Linked DNA regions of Homo sapiens: region 2 is linked to region 1. Evidence: chromatin loops called from intact Hi-C (ENCODE). Cell type or tissue: A673. All regions are shown on one strand.

Region 1 (8,000 bases):
TTGCCTCCTAGGTCTGTGGCCTGATAGCCTAGGTTCAGAGGCATAGTATCCCATAGGTGAAGATCTACTTATGTGATAATTAGCAAAAATTAAGGGGATGGGGAGTGTGCTTCTAACATGTTTTTCTTAAATTTATATTCTCAGTTACCACTTGGGCCCATTTCTGTTGGTGTCAGGAAGGAGGGGAGTGAGGCTGATTGATTCAACCTCTTTTCTACATCCTCTTATCTTTTCCTGAAAAAGAAAGCTCAAATAAAATGGCAGATCCTCCACCAAGGTGGTCTTTTTTAACTCAGTAACTTGTCCCAGGGCCCTGTCAAATTTGACTTTATCAAAAAACCTAAAGGCAGAGTAGCTACCTGGGCACAGGAAAGAGTAAGTTTGGTTTTGGAAAGGTTGCTGGTTGCTTCACCATGCCGACTATGGGGAGGTTGGCAATGTAGTGTTTTATGATGGCTCTCTGACTAAATTATTAGCTTCGTGTAGGCAGGAGCATTTGCTCAGCATGAGGCCTGATGCATAGCTTTAAAAAATTTAAGTGGATAAAAAAAATAAGTGAACATGATTTTATGCCATTGCTTGGTCCATGGATGACTGAGAATACATCTCAAGCTATGGGAATCTTTTTTTCCCCCAAGTCCAGTTTGTCCCTTTGGATTACAAAGAGCTCTGGCTGTCCTCCTCCATCCTTCTACCTCTACAACCCTGGTGGCATACCATGCTTGAGAACTAATGCTCCTAGAACAGGCTTGTGAACTAAGGAGCCACAGATAAAGCCTTTGATGGGGAAAGGTTTAGTGAGCTAAGCTGAGGCGTGGGAATGAGCAGTTACAGTGGGAAGGTAGGCTAAGTGGACAGATAACTTGATTTTTCGGAATACAGATTAAACCTGGCCTGAGAGGGTACAATAGATTTGGAAAATGCATTCAATCCAGAAAAGGGCTGTGTGCCTGACAGCGTTTCATCTCCAAGAACAACTTCTCCCCTCCTCCTTTCTGAATTCTGGCACTCATAGAGATTAGGATAATACAGATAATGAAGCTCAGGTACAGAAGGAGATACTTTAAGCAACAGCCTCCAGGAGATGTTAGAAGAGGGTCATTGGCAGTGAGGAAGTTCTGATGATCTTTGGGATAATCTACACTGTGATCTGACTCCTTCCAGGCAAATTGTCTAAAAGCTCTGGAAACCCTCCCAGAGGCTGAAGATGTACAGAAATAAAGTTGAGGGTTGTAGTGAGGTGAGGAGGTAAGAAAAAGAGAGGAAGTCAGCGGGCTAAGGCACTGCAGTTTGGGAGAAGTTGAAGCCACTTCCTAGTGTCTACCCCACTGTAACCTTAAATGTTCAGCTTGATCATGAAGAAAGGATTCTTGGAACATTGCTCCGGATCTACCTAACCCTAACACTCTTTGTGATATGGCACTAGAGTTCCTCTTATGTGGCCCACTCTGTTCCACTGAGGAAACATGAACATGCCAGGGCAGGGTGGGGAGGGGCTGTGCCTGGGCTGCGGCTGCCCAGAGGTTGGAGTTTGGCAGGCAGCACTGCAGCTCAAGGACATGGGACTTGTATATGTCTGTGCTTTCTTGTAACTTTTCAGAAGACCATTAAACAAGTGAAACCTCAATGGTAGAGGTGAGATGCTATCCTGGGGCCATCTGCTGATAAAATCAGTATGCTTCAGAAAAGCTCAAAATTATCTTCCACCAAAGCAGGAAAGCAATTCAGCAAGAGCTCAGCACCCTGAGTTGCAAAGCTGGCCTCCAGAAGCCCAGTAACGGATGAAATATATAGGAGCTTAAGCCATTAAGCTATGTTAATACTATAGAATGACGTTTCTCATCATGACCCCATGCGCTATTTATTGTTCCATTCAAAGCAATTACAGTTATTGCTAATAACTCACACCTGTGGATGTGCTGATATTGACTACAGGAGAATAGATGCTGTTCTCTTGCTTATTTATGTAAAAATGGATGCAGTTCAATAGATTTACACCAAGTTGGAAGTTAACACTAATAATTAATCCCAGACCTGCTTCTGGCCATTAAGCCTGAAAGGCACTAGACAAGGGACATGAGCACTGGGAGGACCCAATGAACTGCAGAGATGAAATTCATTAGTGACAAATGTGAGACTGCTGCCACTAGTCTCGTGCCAAATAGAATCAACTCCCCTGTCCCCAGCAAAGAGAAAAGGACCTCCAAGGTAGGAGGCAGGGGGGAAACTTCTAAAATGCTTCCTTTGTGTTTCTGAGACTGTTCATCCCCTATAGCCCAAGCCATACTTTTCTTGGTAACTCAACTCCTTGCCTTACATGCCTGCTAGAAGTCGTGCCTATGGCCAAGACCCCAGGAGGCAGTGAGGTACCGTAGTGAAGGCACGGCTCAGGAGCCTAAAAGACCTTGGTGTGAACTCCAGCTTTGTCACTTGCTTGACTGGGCCTCAGTTTTTGCATCTGTATAATGCGGACCATGAAAATACCTACGTGCGGGAATTATTATAAAATAGTTAATGAATTTCGAGTTCATCACATGCTGTGTCCCTCATAAAAAACCAGCACTGGATAAGTACTGGTTCTTATCAGTACTTGCATCTGTTCAAGTCAGCATTCAACACTGTGAGTAAAAGAAAAACCCTGCCTTCTTGCCCCACAGAATATTACAGAGGAACACTAAGACTGTAAAGCAGCAACTCCAGGTCAAGTTCAATATGAAAGAAAGTAGTAATTGGTTTCCATTTGGCCTGTCATGCCTCAAAGCTTTCCTGGGGCCTGCAGGGAGACTCTCTCTCGTGGAATCTACCACAATCTCCCAAAGATGGCAAAGATGGGAACACAGGTTAAAGCCTCCCAGCCCCTACGAGGCTGGTTGGAAAATGGTTGACTGTGCAGCAATTGCTGTGCAGAGGAGAAGTTGGCAGGAGACTCCCACAAAGAGAAGGGAAAAGAAGGGGGGCCTGAAGGGCGTCGGTGGGACAGTGGGAAGACACTGGGAAGTGGCCCCTGCCCAAGCACAGGATCTGGGCCAAGAGCAGAATGTTGGTCCAGCCACTTCTGTGCCGGCTCAGGGCAAGTCAAAGCACCCTTCTGCCTTTCAAAGGAGGCTGGGGTCTGGGTGAGCTTCAAAGGGGTCCAGAGCCGTGCAGGAAAAGCCATCATTATGCAAGGTGGGAATGGGAGGTTCATCTGTCACCACTAAAACAAATTCCTTAGTTGTGGCTACTCTCTTTGGAGAAGGAAATCCTCACAACCCTATTAAACCTGTCTTGGGGCTTACATTTCAATGAAGCATCATCATTACTAGGGTGACTACTATGTACCCAGGGCGTTAGGCATTGCAGGTCAACACTAAGAAAATAAGAAGACAGTCCCTGGGAGCGGACAAGTGGGGTGACAAGTATGATGTCACCTCTGCAAGCGGACCCAGCTGCTTGAGGCAGGACTCCTTGGATGTCTTTCCTCTTTTCCATCTCCAAACCCCATGGAGGAGGCTGCTCCAGGAGCCAGGGACAGACCAGAAAGTCAGCCTCTGAGTGCTGAGGGGCTGAGTCCATGAACGTGTGATCCCTTTAAAGATAGACAGATATAAAGATGAGAGAGAGAGAGAGACAGAGAGAGGGAGAGAAAGACAGTTAAAGAGGGAGACTGACACAGTGGGACAGAGACAATAAAACCAGAGAAAGCAAAAGAGAAATAAAAGTCGGAGACTGAAACACACATACACAGAGACAGTCATTTCACAGAAGAGACCGTGAAAGGAAGAGACACACAGAGAAAGATACGGATGTGAGGCAAAGAGAAAGAGGATGGAGACAGGTGCACGTACACACACACACACACACACACACACACACAAAGGGACATACAGAAAGAGACAGGCTGAGAGAACAAAAGGGAAAGGCCAAGCAAGTATGGGGCTGGCAGACAGAGGTTCTTGCAAAAGATCTTAGCATTTGGGCTTCCCCAGGATCTCCTCCTGAGATTCCTCTGGGGATGAGGACGTGCCATCCTCCCTGGACCCTGCACCGAGCTCAGGTCTCTGTGCTTCAGCCCAGCCTTGTCCTCTGAGACACCCCCCCACCTTTGCATCCAGCCAGAGGGGAGCTCCAGAACAGGGGAAGGTCGGCTGGGGCTTCCCCTAAGCTCCCATCTCCAGCAGCTCCAGTCCTTCCAGTCCCCCTCAGCTCAGAAGCCAGAGACAAGGTTTTGGCAGAGAAAACTTGTGGTTTCAAACTTTTTACATTACAAAGCGAGTTTTTAAAAGCTCCATAAAATTTCAAGGCACATACTTAATGTTCAAATTGCAGAATATATCGATTCCTGCCCATCCTCTAGTATCTTAAGTTTACCCAGAGGACCATTTTATTTAATTAACTTGGTGCTTTATTAATATAAATATTCTCCTATTGATCATAAGAGGGCCTGACAGGCACTCAAGCTGGGTATACATCACCTTCCCTCTGAGCAGCGCCACTTAGAGGAGTGGCTGGCTCGAAATCAAGAAAAGTGGCAGGAAGTGGTCCCCCGGGATGTCAGGCACAGATGAATCTATAGCATTTTTATGGAGGGAGACTTTTTTTTTTTTTTTTTAAAGATCCAGCTCCTCTCTTCTCTTAAAGCAGAAAGCATATGGAAATGAGATATAAAAATGGTCCTGGCTTAGCATATCAATTAAGCATGTCAATACCTTAATTAAATCATTCAACGAATGAGATTTATACCAATGAATATGTTTTATAGTTATAATAGCTTTTTTGGCCACTGTTCAAAATGTCAAATAAATCGTGAAAAGGGGATTAAAAGAGGACATAATTGACGTTCTGAACTGTAGCCAGTTTTTTTCTTCCTTTCTTTCCCTTCATTCATGTGATTTTTGGAGAATGTATATAAAGTAATGGGGCCTATAATGGCTTGGCTTTGTAAGAGTCTTTTTATCCTTCAATTCTAATCCTTCTTATCAACTTTTCTAAGTCTCACACCATTGAACCTGCAAACGCCCTCACTTTCTTCTGGTCCTTAGAGCTTGCTTTTTAATAACATGCAACCAGAGCTCCCTGGTACACCCACAGAAAGGAGAAACAGCCTCCACCCTGACAAAAGCCCAAAGAAAACAGGGTATAAGGTTAAAAGACATTATGTGAGAAGGCTATTACCATAACATCCAAACATTTGGGTAAAAGTATTCTTAATCTCTTTTGTAAAAGTCAGGCTAAAAGCATATTTTCTCTAAATGAGTCAAGAAAGTAAAAATTCTGGCTTCTCTTTTCTTCTCCTACCCTTTTGCTCTTTCAGCTTTTCTAAATCATTTATTCATCAGTTTATTTCTGTAGATAACCACAATTGTATTCCCTTAAGAACAGAAAACAAAGAGAACTTCTAGACAGGTGCAAACCTAAAAACATAAAAAGTGGGCTGGATCTGGTGGCTCTTACCTGTAATCTCAGCATTCTGGGGGGCTAAGGCAGGAGGATCACTTGAGGTCAGAAGTTCAAGACTAGCTTAGGTAACACAGGGAAATCCCATCACTACGAAAAATAAAAAATAGCCGGGCATGGTGGTGTATGCCTATAGTCCCAGCTACTTGGGAGGCTGAAGCAAGAGGATCACTCAAACCCAGGCGTTTGAGGTTACAATGAGCTGTGATCATGCCACTGCACTCCAGCCTGGGTGACAGAGCGAGATCCTGCCTCTTAAAAAAAAGCCCACAAAAAGCAAAGATGACAAGTACATGATGCTGGGCATTTGTACTACTGTTGTGGATCCCTTCCAATAAATCAGAGACAGAATGAATGAAGCTATAAGCATTGCCATGTAGGTTCAGAGTTGTTATCTACAGTGATGATTGCCATAAAGAAAAAGAAAGAAAAGAGTATAAATTTCTTTGGGGCCTTCATGCAATATTTCACAAATATATTTAAAATCTTGGTTAAACGCTTGAGTTCTGAAACCTTAGCCAGGCCATTGGATGGAACATTGCCCCTAAGATGACAGGAAGCAGGAAGTGGGCACCCCTTGGACTTCTGTGCTCTGTGATGTCCCTGAGGCTCTGGCCTATGAGGCTGTGTCTGTGGTCTCTCACCCTTTCACCACTAACCCCCTCCCAGTTCCTGAGGAATGGTGGCTCCACACAGAGGCCCCGGGAAAAGAGAAGCGAGAATATTCATTCTCTGTGAATAGACATTTTGCAAAATAAGGCATACAAATGGCCAGAATATATACCTAAAAACTGCTCAACATCACTAATGCAAATTAAAACCACAATGAGATATCATACCCCAGTTAGAATGGCTATTACTAAAAAGTCAAAAAATAACAGATGCTGGCAAGGATGCAGAGGTAAGGGAGCACTTATACGTGGTTGGTGGGAATGTAAATTAGTACAACCTCTATGGAAAACAGTATGGTGATTTCTCAAAGAACTAAAAATAGAACTACCCATTCAATCCAGCAATCCCACTACTGGGTATCTACCCAAAAGAAAAGAAATTATTATATAAAAAGATACTTATGGCCTGGTACAGTGGCTTATGCCTGTAATCCCAGCACTTTGGGAGGCTGAGGTAGGCAGATCACCTGAGCTCAGGAATTTGAGACCAGTCAGGGCAACGTGGTGAAAACTCATCTCTACAAAAAATACAAAACTTAGCTGGGTATAGTGGTATGTGCCTGTAGTCCCAGCTACACAAGAGGTGGAGGTAGGAGAATTGCTTGAACCTGGGAGGCGGAGGTTGCAGTGAGCCTAGATTGTGCCATTGCACTCCAGCCTGGGAGATGGGAGTGAAACCCTGTCTCAAACAAAACAAAACAAAACAAAACAAAACAAAAACAATTGCACTTGTATGTTTATCTTAGCACTATTCACAATAGTAAAGATATGGAATCAACCTAAGTGTCCATTAATGGATGATTGGGTAAAGAAAATGTGGTATATATACACAATGGAATACTATTCAGCCATAAAAACGAATGAAATCATGTCTTTTGCAGCAACATGGATGGAACTGGAGGTCATTATTGTAAGTGAAACAAGTCAGACATGGACAAATTTCACAGGTTCTCACTTAGAAGTGGAAGCTAAACAATGTGTACACATGGACATAGAGGAGAATGACAATGGAGCCTCAGAAGCGTGAGGGGTAGAAGGTGGCTGGATGATGAGAAATTACTTAACGGGTACAATGTACGTTACTGGGGTGACGGATATCCTAAAAGCCCTGACTTCATCACCCTGTGATGTGTGCATGTAACAAAATTGCAGGCCAGGCACAGTGGCTCACATCTGTAATCCCAGAACTTTGGGAGGCCGAGGCAGGCGGATCACGAGGTCAGGAGATAGTCCATCCTGGCTAACATGGTGAAACCCCGTCTCTACTAAAAACACAAAAACAAAATTAGCCAGGCGTGGCGGCGGGCGCCTGTAGTCCCAGCTACTCGGGAGGCTGAGGCGGGAGAATGACGTGAACCTGGGGGGCGGAGCTTGCAGTGAGCTGAGATGACACCACTGCACTCGAGCCTGGGTGACAGAGTGAGACTCCGTCTCAAAACAAAACAAAACAAAACAAAACAAAACAAAATTGCACTTCTACCCCATAAGTTTATACAGATAATAATAAAAAGAATCTCCATCCTCAACCCAACAACCCAGTCAGTCCTCCCAGTTTGACTTCCTTTGCTGACATGATCTTGCCATGATTAGGGAAGAGGACCAACACCCCAACTATTACTGATCCTATTAAAAAGGAAGCATCTTTTTTTCAGAACCCATAATTATCAACAAATTTTAGAGCTAAAAGATCCAACCATCTTGGTTTACAGATGAGAAAATTGAGGCTCCGAAAGAAAAAGGACTCGCCCAAAGTCATATAGCCTAAAGCAAGAACACAGGTCCTGACTGTGTGGAACACTCTGATCCTCCCTGTGTGTCTCTCTGCTGTATATAAAGAGGGCAGGGCGTGAGGGAAGTCTGGGTGGAGCAGCTGATCTGGCTAACTAGGCAGGT
Region 2 (8,000 bases), 78 kb before region 1:
CATTTCACTGTCGTGGCCCAGGATGGAGTACAGTGGTGCGATCTTGGCTCACTACAGTCTCCACCTCCCAGGTTCAAGCGATTCTCCTGCCTCAGCCTCCTGAGTAGCAGGGATTACAGGTGCCCGCCACCACGTCCAGCTAATTTTTGTATTTTTAGTAGAGACGGGGTTTCACCATGTTGGTCAAGCTGGTCTTGAACTCCTGACCTCAGGTGATCCACCTGCTTTGGCCTCCCAAAATGCTGGGATTACAGGTATGAGCCACTGTGCCCAGCCAGGACTCTGTTTTAAAGCTACATCCCCTGGAAAGATTTTCCTGGGTTACTCAGCCACCTCCCATCCCCAGAGATCTGAGCTGCCTTCAGTTATGTGTCTGCATCATTCTGTTTTCTGTGCCACATAGGCAATCTGTGCTTCTGTTACATTTCGATTACCCACAGATCAAACTCTTATGTTTGCTCAGCACATTTTGTGAGCCCACTAAACTATAATAATTAAGCTCCACTGATTTAGCTTTTACCAAGGGCTGTGTATTATGCTAAGTGCTTTATATGCATTATTTCACTTAATCCTCCCACCTGTTCTTTGAGTTATGAACTATTATTATTTCCATATTGCGGATGAGCAGTAACTTGCCAAAGTCACACACCACTAAGGGACAGAGCTGAGATTTCCAGCCAAGCAGCTGACTCCAGAGCCTACATTATCTTGTCTTCCAATTTCTATGAGCAATGGGACGACAGGAACATGTTTAGCAGATGCTAGAACACCTCCGTTATACCTGTTTCCATTTTATGTGTGGCTCAACAAATGTTCGGTTTCTAGTATCAATGGACTAGGGGCTGAAAAAGTAGTTCATGAATTCTTTTAGCATTTCCCTTTACCAGATGACAAGAGTTTCTGTTTTAAAACCCTTTGAGGCACGTCACAGTTCTTTAAGTGACTACTGAGTACTGAGGACGACCTATGGGGTTCCTTCCACACCAAGCTCTGGGCTAGGGTATGTGTTCAAGGTCAGGGTGATGTTGTGGGAGCTCATGGGTGGGTGGGTCATAGCACAGGAGGGGAGAGCAGGTAAAGCATCCTCACCTGGGCACACGTACTCCTTCTTCTGCACATCCGCCACGTTGAAGCCCCTCAAATGCACAGGAGCCATGCAGAGTGTGAACTGGCCAACTGTCCGTCGCTGTCGCAGCCAATCCGAGAGCCAGGCCAGGTGGCAGTCGCAGTACAGGTGGTTGGAGTGGAGGCGCCTGGGAGAGGGCGGGACAGAGAGAAGGCATGGTCACAGGTGAAGTGTGGAGGCTGTCACTGGCCAGACAGAGTGACCAAAACCCCTGTTGCCCCTTTCTCCAGTGTGAAAATCCCTAGGAGCCCAGGGAAGCAATTCCCTCTGCACTACCAAAAACATGGGAGCCCCAACCCTTTCATTGCCAGGTCACATCCAAAGGATGCCTCCGGGGTTCTGAGCAAAGCTCATTTTTTAATAGCAAGTCCACCCTCTTTTCTTTTCACTCAAGCAAGCCTCAGCACATGAGAAAAGGGGAGTGACATTATTACAGTGACATCCTGATTGGAGTCAAACTTACAAAAGGGCTATTTATTTGTAAATTTCAGCACTTTAGCCAGCATGAGTTACAGGTTGCTTGAAACATGCTTCTCAATCTCAATGCCCCCATCTCCAGCGACATGCAGCTGAGAGACGCTGTTGCCTTTCCCTGAGTTGTTCTTCGTTCCCCCGCTAAGTGTCCTTTAATAAACCCACTGCATGTAATGCTTGTGGGCTTAAAACCAATACCACTTTGTGTGCACTAGCTGGAGTGAGCAGGCTGCAGACAGAAGGGAAATTTTTAGAGGATGTACCTTCTTTCCACCCTCCCACTTAAATAAGGTGTTGTCTGTACCAGACTCTTGCAATCCATAGCCATCTCTCCACAGTGCCCTTGCTTTCCTTCCTGTGTTCAATTCTGTCTGGTGTATTTGCTATTCTGACTGATTCAGGTATGGCTGAAAATATTTTCTAACCAGTTCTAGGACGCTTTGGCTTTCCCCCTCTGGTAGTTGTGGTTCCGGATGAATTTCTTGCCCCTGAGTAGATAAGAATCCCTGGAGGGATCTGTGTGTTTCACTTCTGAGGGGAATCCCATCAAGTTAAGTGACTTGAACTTCCTTTCCACTACCAGGGAGGCAAACTAAGGATATCCAGGGGCTTCTAAGGCAAACTACGGATATTCCAGGTTCTTCCCCCAAGGTCTCTCTATCAGGGGTTTCCCATTTCCACGTTCCCTACAACCCTAGGTCACTAGAAGTTGGTAGTGGGTAAGTTTTCATCACGTCAGCTTGTCATGTACTTGCATTTCGGATGCACATTTTAAATGCCTAAATCCTGGACATGCTAATCAGCTAGCAGTATATAAAGACTTTCAAGTAGTCTGTGTCAAGCCAGTTATTACTGAGTGTCAGCCCTGTGGAGAGGCTCAAGCCCCCTCCACGCCTGGAATAGAGAGAGCTGAAGGGCTCTTGACCAAGCTCCACTTAGTGTAAGGTCAACATTGCCAAACACTGGCCAAGTGCAGCTACCTCCTGCTGGATGCCAGCAGGGCCTTCCTGCCACTGTGTGGGCAAAAGCCTCCCATAGGCCTGGGCCACTGGGGCCTTGGCCGCCGCAGGGGGCTCCAGATCCCATCATATCAGATAGATTAAATGAACCTATATCCCATATAAAATGTAATTTTTTCTGCTAACAATTTTGAAAAAGACTTTTATGATTTTGTTTCAAAAATAATTAATCTGGATGTAATTTCCTTTTTGCATTTCCCAGTGGGTTGCACACACTTTCACAGGCTCCTGGGCCCAAGATACAGTGAGTACAATGGGTCCCACGCAGTTCTCCCCTTTGAGTTTGAAAGCTTAGAGTTCTTGAGCTGAAGCAAGCACTGCTTGCTCTTCGCCTGGACTCTGGAAAGAAGTGAGACAGGCAGGAAGGGGTTGGCGAACCAGAATCCTAAGCTGGTGGGAAGGACCTCAGTTCTAGGAGGGAAAGCAAAACCTCTGTTTATTCATTAAGCATTAACCACTTTATGCCAAAAACAGAGAGGAGGCTTGGCAGTGGACTTTCAGCTGACTTTTCGCCGGGTATAAATGTTGCCCAAGGAACACGGCAACAGTAGGTCTGTCTGGGACAAAGCAGACCACAGGGCAGCCTGCCGTGGCATGCGCAGGCTGAGGTGCCGTTCTTTTGTGTGCCGGGAGAAGCAGAACCTTTTAATGAGCGTTTGGCTTTTATTTGGAAAGGTGGTTGCCCTCTTGTGCAGTGAGGCGCGGAAGCTGAGGCAACAGGGATTCTCTATGAGCCAAGGAGCATGTGTGCATGTGGCGGATCACAGATCAATGCAAACAAATTCCCGTCGGTTCCGATCAAGGGTAAGAGATCAATGGAACAACAAAAATGACGTTTAGGTAAGTCAGATCCTTACTGAGCTGATTAATTTCTGGGATAATAAAAATGTCAGAGGTTTCCCTTTTGGAAGATTCTATTAGGTTGATCCTGTCTCAATCCTGGCTGGCTGGCCCCAAGCTATCTCTCTTCTTAATCTTGATACAGATAGTTCCTATCCCTTTGTCCGTCTTAATAGAAATTTTTCTCCTCCCAAGAGCACCAGAGGAAAGAGGTGACCCAGACTGATTTGGAGCCATCAGAGGGCTCTCGTCAAAAGCCCAGGGCAGTGGAGTCCAGGGTGGTGAACAGACTCCACTCCCTCTTCTTGGAATTGTATCCACCAGAAATGCTAAAAGAGTCAAGCTGGGTAGATTCTTGCCTTTCACAACATGTTTGGGAGATCAAGCTAAGCAATACCATGTCAAATAGTAAAAGAAAAATAATCATAATGGCATGAAATTAGAGCTTAGGCACTGTCAGGGGTAGCGCTAATCCTCTTGAGTGAGAAGGGACATTATTTTAATTACTTTCAATAGTTTTGGTGAGGTGTGACAGCAACGACACAAGGGAGGGTGGCCTCCATAGGCTCCTGGGCTGTGCAGAGGCTCTTATCCCCCTTCTTCTGTTCACCTGGCACCTGCTCTTCTGCTTTTGTTCCTGATGAATGGCCTGAGCTCAGGCTGTGATGGCAAACTGCCTGAGTCTGACACTGGCTCCGTGCTTTCTGACTTTGACTTCGGGTGGCAATTTAACTCTGGGCCTCAGTGTTATCATCTGTCAAATGGGGATATTAGTGATGCCTCCTTCCTAGGGCTGCTGTGAGAATTGAAATGATTCATGGGAAGTGCTTAGTACAAGGCCTGGCACGCAGCAAACCACTGAAGAAATGTTCACTGTTAATTACGACTGACAGGAGACTAGCTCCAGACTTCACTCTCTTCCCAGCCCATGGCCCTGCCTGGACAAGGCTGCAGTTTCTCATTTAGATACTGTAGCACCGAGGTGGCTAGGTGGGTCCTGCATGTTGTTCTGCAATCTTTTGCTGATGGACACATCATATTCCATGTTGATGAAACCACCTCTACAGAACATAAGGTGAATGAATACAAATGCCAATTTATAAAAGGTGCCTTTTAGCCACAGACGCTAAATTAAATTTCCAGCAAATCCTTTTAGAGAGGGTCAGTGTTCATTTTCTATAAAATGTGGCTTTCTAAATTCAATATAAAAGCTTTCCTTTAGAAATCCCATTTATGGCTTCCTTCCTCTCTCCTCTTCCCCGCTTCTCCACCACCACCAGCCGTCCCCCCCAACCCCATACACACTTTAATTACAGTGAAGGGGGATTAGTCAGCTCAAGTCTCCAGGGAGTTCTGTACAGAGCCATCTCTGAAATTAAACTAAAGAGAAAATGGCAGCAGGCAGGGAGCAAAGAGAACAGACGAGATTGATTGATTGATCTGAACTCATCAGATGAATGTTCGGGATGGCAGAGAAGAATGACAACAGAAACCAGTAGAAAAAAACCCTCCTGTTCTCTTCCCCCGCCCTACTGCAGCCCAAACAAAGTACCCCAGATCCAGGCCTAACCCTGTCCCTACAACTCCCAGGGAATGAGCCCAGCTTCTGTTATTGCTGCTTCTAAACTGAAAATAACAAAGAAGGGAAGGATAAATCACAGGAACAGCTCACAGGAGCTGGACGGCTGATTCCTGCAGGTGAGAGTCATTTTTCTTCGATGCAACCCACATGTCTGGGGTAATGCAGGCCCAGCACCCTGAGGTGCACTCTTGGCTTCTTGCCCAGAAGCCCTGGGTCCCACTTTTCCCCAGCTCATCTGTGGTTTGCTGGGAACTTTGAAGAGGTCTTTGAAGACCAAATGGCTTCTTAAAATTCCATTACTGCACTACCCTATTTTAAGAGGGAGGGAAAGGAACAGATTTTCTTGGCTGAGTTATGCTTTTCAATGAGGGATCCAGGAAAGAATTTGGGAAGCAAAGATGGAAGCAGGGCTCAGATTATTATTCTTTATAATAACGAGTATTTGTTGTGTGCACACCATGTACCAGGCACTTTATGTGTTAAACTGCACTTCATTCTCACAGCAACTTTGAGGCAAGCATTCATGAACTCACTTTCCTTGAAGCACAGAGAAATGAAGAAACTTGCTCAAATTAAGTGGCAGAGCTCCCATTTAAACTCAGGCCTAACTGCAAACTCTGTGTCCTTCTTAGGGTTCTCTGTATTACCTCTTTATATAAATTGCTTCTTTGGTCTTTGTTTTATCTTTGCCTGAAGATAAAGTTGCTTTCTCATGAATGCAGTGGTTCTCAAACTTTATGAGCATTAAAATCTCCTGGAGGGCTTATGAAAAACAGATTGCTGGGTGCCACCCCAAGAGATTCTGATCTGGTATGTCTGGTATGGGGCCTGAAATCTTGCTTTTCTAACAAGTTCTGGGTGATATTGATGCTGCTGGTCTAGGGACCCCACTGTGGAAGCTCTGCTCTAAGGATTTCCAAATCTCATGGATTGTACAGGCAGCACAGATCAGATGGCTGCTTGGAACTTTCAGTCCAGATTTCTGATCGTGTGATAATAATGTAACAATCAATATCATTTATTGTCTACTGCTTGCCAGGCACTTTAAATATCTAATTTCATCTGATCCTCACCACCATTCCTATTTATAGAGGAGGGAACAGAGGAAACAGAGCTAATAAAGGGGACTGCAGGAATTCTAGCCCTTGGCCTTGGCCCTAAATGTTTTTGGCTGACACCCTTGGGAGCTGGCTCTCCCTGACCAGTGTGAGGCAAATACCACCGAAGCTCCACCAACACAAGCCAAGTATCAAGTCTGAACCTCTCTGGAAAGGCTGATAGAGTCCACTTACAGAGAAACTTACAAAGAGGTTCCTGACTGGGAGCAGAGGGGAACTCCCCAGGTAATAAGAGCACTAGAACTGCTCTCGGTATTGGTCACGATGAGGAGATTTGTTTCCTGAGTATGCACCCTGGAAAACTTAAGCCCACCTAAGACATCAAAGGTAAAGAACCAAGTATGAGAAAGACGGCATTCTAATGTCAGAATATCATCCAGGGAGCAGGTGAGCAGGGAAATGTGCTGGGTGGGGGCTGGCTGGGTGGAGAGAAGGAGTGACTCTCCTGTACTGTCATTCCTCAGGGGAAAACCATTGCAACCACTGGCAATCTGACAGAACTGCTGATGTTACGTGACATTAGCTAAGCAAATGGTGAATCATTCAGTCAGAGTTCTATATGCTTTGTGACAATGTAAAACTAATCTCTTCTATCAGGACGGAAAACATGCACACAACACAGGAAGAATTCCCACAGTTCTAGGGTAAGAGAAATGAGTCTGTCTGACGCAGAACGGTGGTTCAGAACCATGGTTGGTGGCACCATGACCTGACTCTACATCTACCCTCACTCGCCAAGGCACCCCTTGGTTAATAGCAGAAGGAGGAATTTGAATGTCGGAACCATCTGCCTAGTCATAGCATGGTAGGTTTGACAAGCAGCGTAGAGTGCTGCACTTTGGGCGTGAGGTAGGGAGAAAATGGGAGAGATGCACAGACTTCTTACTCACAGAGTTCGGATCTTCGGCATGTGGTTGAAGCTGGTGACCAGGATGCGACTGATGTTGTTGTTGTTGAGGGTACTGTGGAGATAGACAAGGGAGATGGTCAGCCAGGCAGCAGCAGGGGAGGCACCAAGATGCTTGTAGTAGGTCGGGGGAGGGATGGTTGTGACCGCAAGACCATGAGTCAACAGTCATGGCCCAGCCAGTGGAGCAGCTGAAGACAAGTGGACAGGTCTCCAGACGAGAAGAGCATGCCCTGACTTTTTTATTCAGGTGGAGCCCTCCTTCCCTCTACTGTCCTCTCAGGACTTGCCTACCCACCTTGAGTAAGAGTATCGCTTCCTGAAACCCTCCTATGCACTGAGTGCTTCATTATAACATCTCTAATTCTTACATCTACAATGCCAGTTACCTATTCCTGTCCTCGGTTTATGGAGAAGGAAACAGATATGCTTAATAACACACAAATCTACAAATGTGTTATCCTCATATTATGGATGAGGAGGCTGAGCCACAGGGAGGCAAAATAAGTTTTCCAAGAACAATCACTGCAAAGCTCTGGAGGTGGGATCTGAGTCCAGCACTACCTTGCTGCATTCTCCTTGATACTCCCATTGCATGTGTTGCCTCGCACAGGATGCTGTGGGGATAGGTGATTCTGTATTTTCTAGGCATCTTCTGACTCTTTCAGCACATCTAATCTTTTTATTTTGAGACGGGGTTTCGCTCTTGTCACCCAGGCTGGAGTGCAGTGGCACGATCTCAGCTCACTGCAACCTCCGCCTCCCGAGTTCAAGCGATTCTCCTGCCTCCACCTCTCAAGTAGCTGGAATTACAGGCGCCTGACTAATTTTTGTATTTTTAGTAGAGACAGGATTTCACCATGTGGGCCAGGCTGGGCTCAAACTCCTTGACCTCACATGATCCACCCCGCCTTGGCCTCCCAAAGTGCTGGGA

The links. Peaks named below come from ENCODE experiments on the same cell type or tissue, not always from the same donor. Only the 100,000 strongest peaks of a DNase experiment are listed, where the experiment ranks them.
Region 2: a loop joins it to region 1, with 5 times the contacts of the local background. A loop is called at or near these places in 1 of 110 quality-filtered maps.

Annotation. Positions count from the first base shown.
Region 1 is chr5:168,893,823-168,901,822 of GRCh38, forward strand. The region is part of intron 4 of SLIT3 (slit guidance ligand 3); the gene reads right to left. Among named protein-coding and RNA genes, the nearest start is that of SLIT3-AS1, 120 kb to the right of the region's middle. In A673, a CTCF peak has its summit at 4,459; DNase peaks (open chromatin) are centred at 4,529 and 4,789; H3K27me3 peaks cover 4,433 bases.
Region 2 is chr5:168,816,211-168,824,210 of GRCh38, forward strand. SLIT3 (slit guidance ligand 3) reads right to left here. Exons shown (of 36, transcript NM_003062.4): 7 at 7,050-7,121; 8 at 1,090-1,253. Among named protein-coding and RNA genes, the nearest start is that of MIR218-2, 52 kb to the left of the region's middle. RefSeq lists an enhancer at 6,342-7,541. In A673, no CTCF peak of the experiment used is centred here; a DNase peak (open chromatin) is centred at 4,781; H3K27me3 peaks cover 5,864 bases.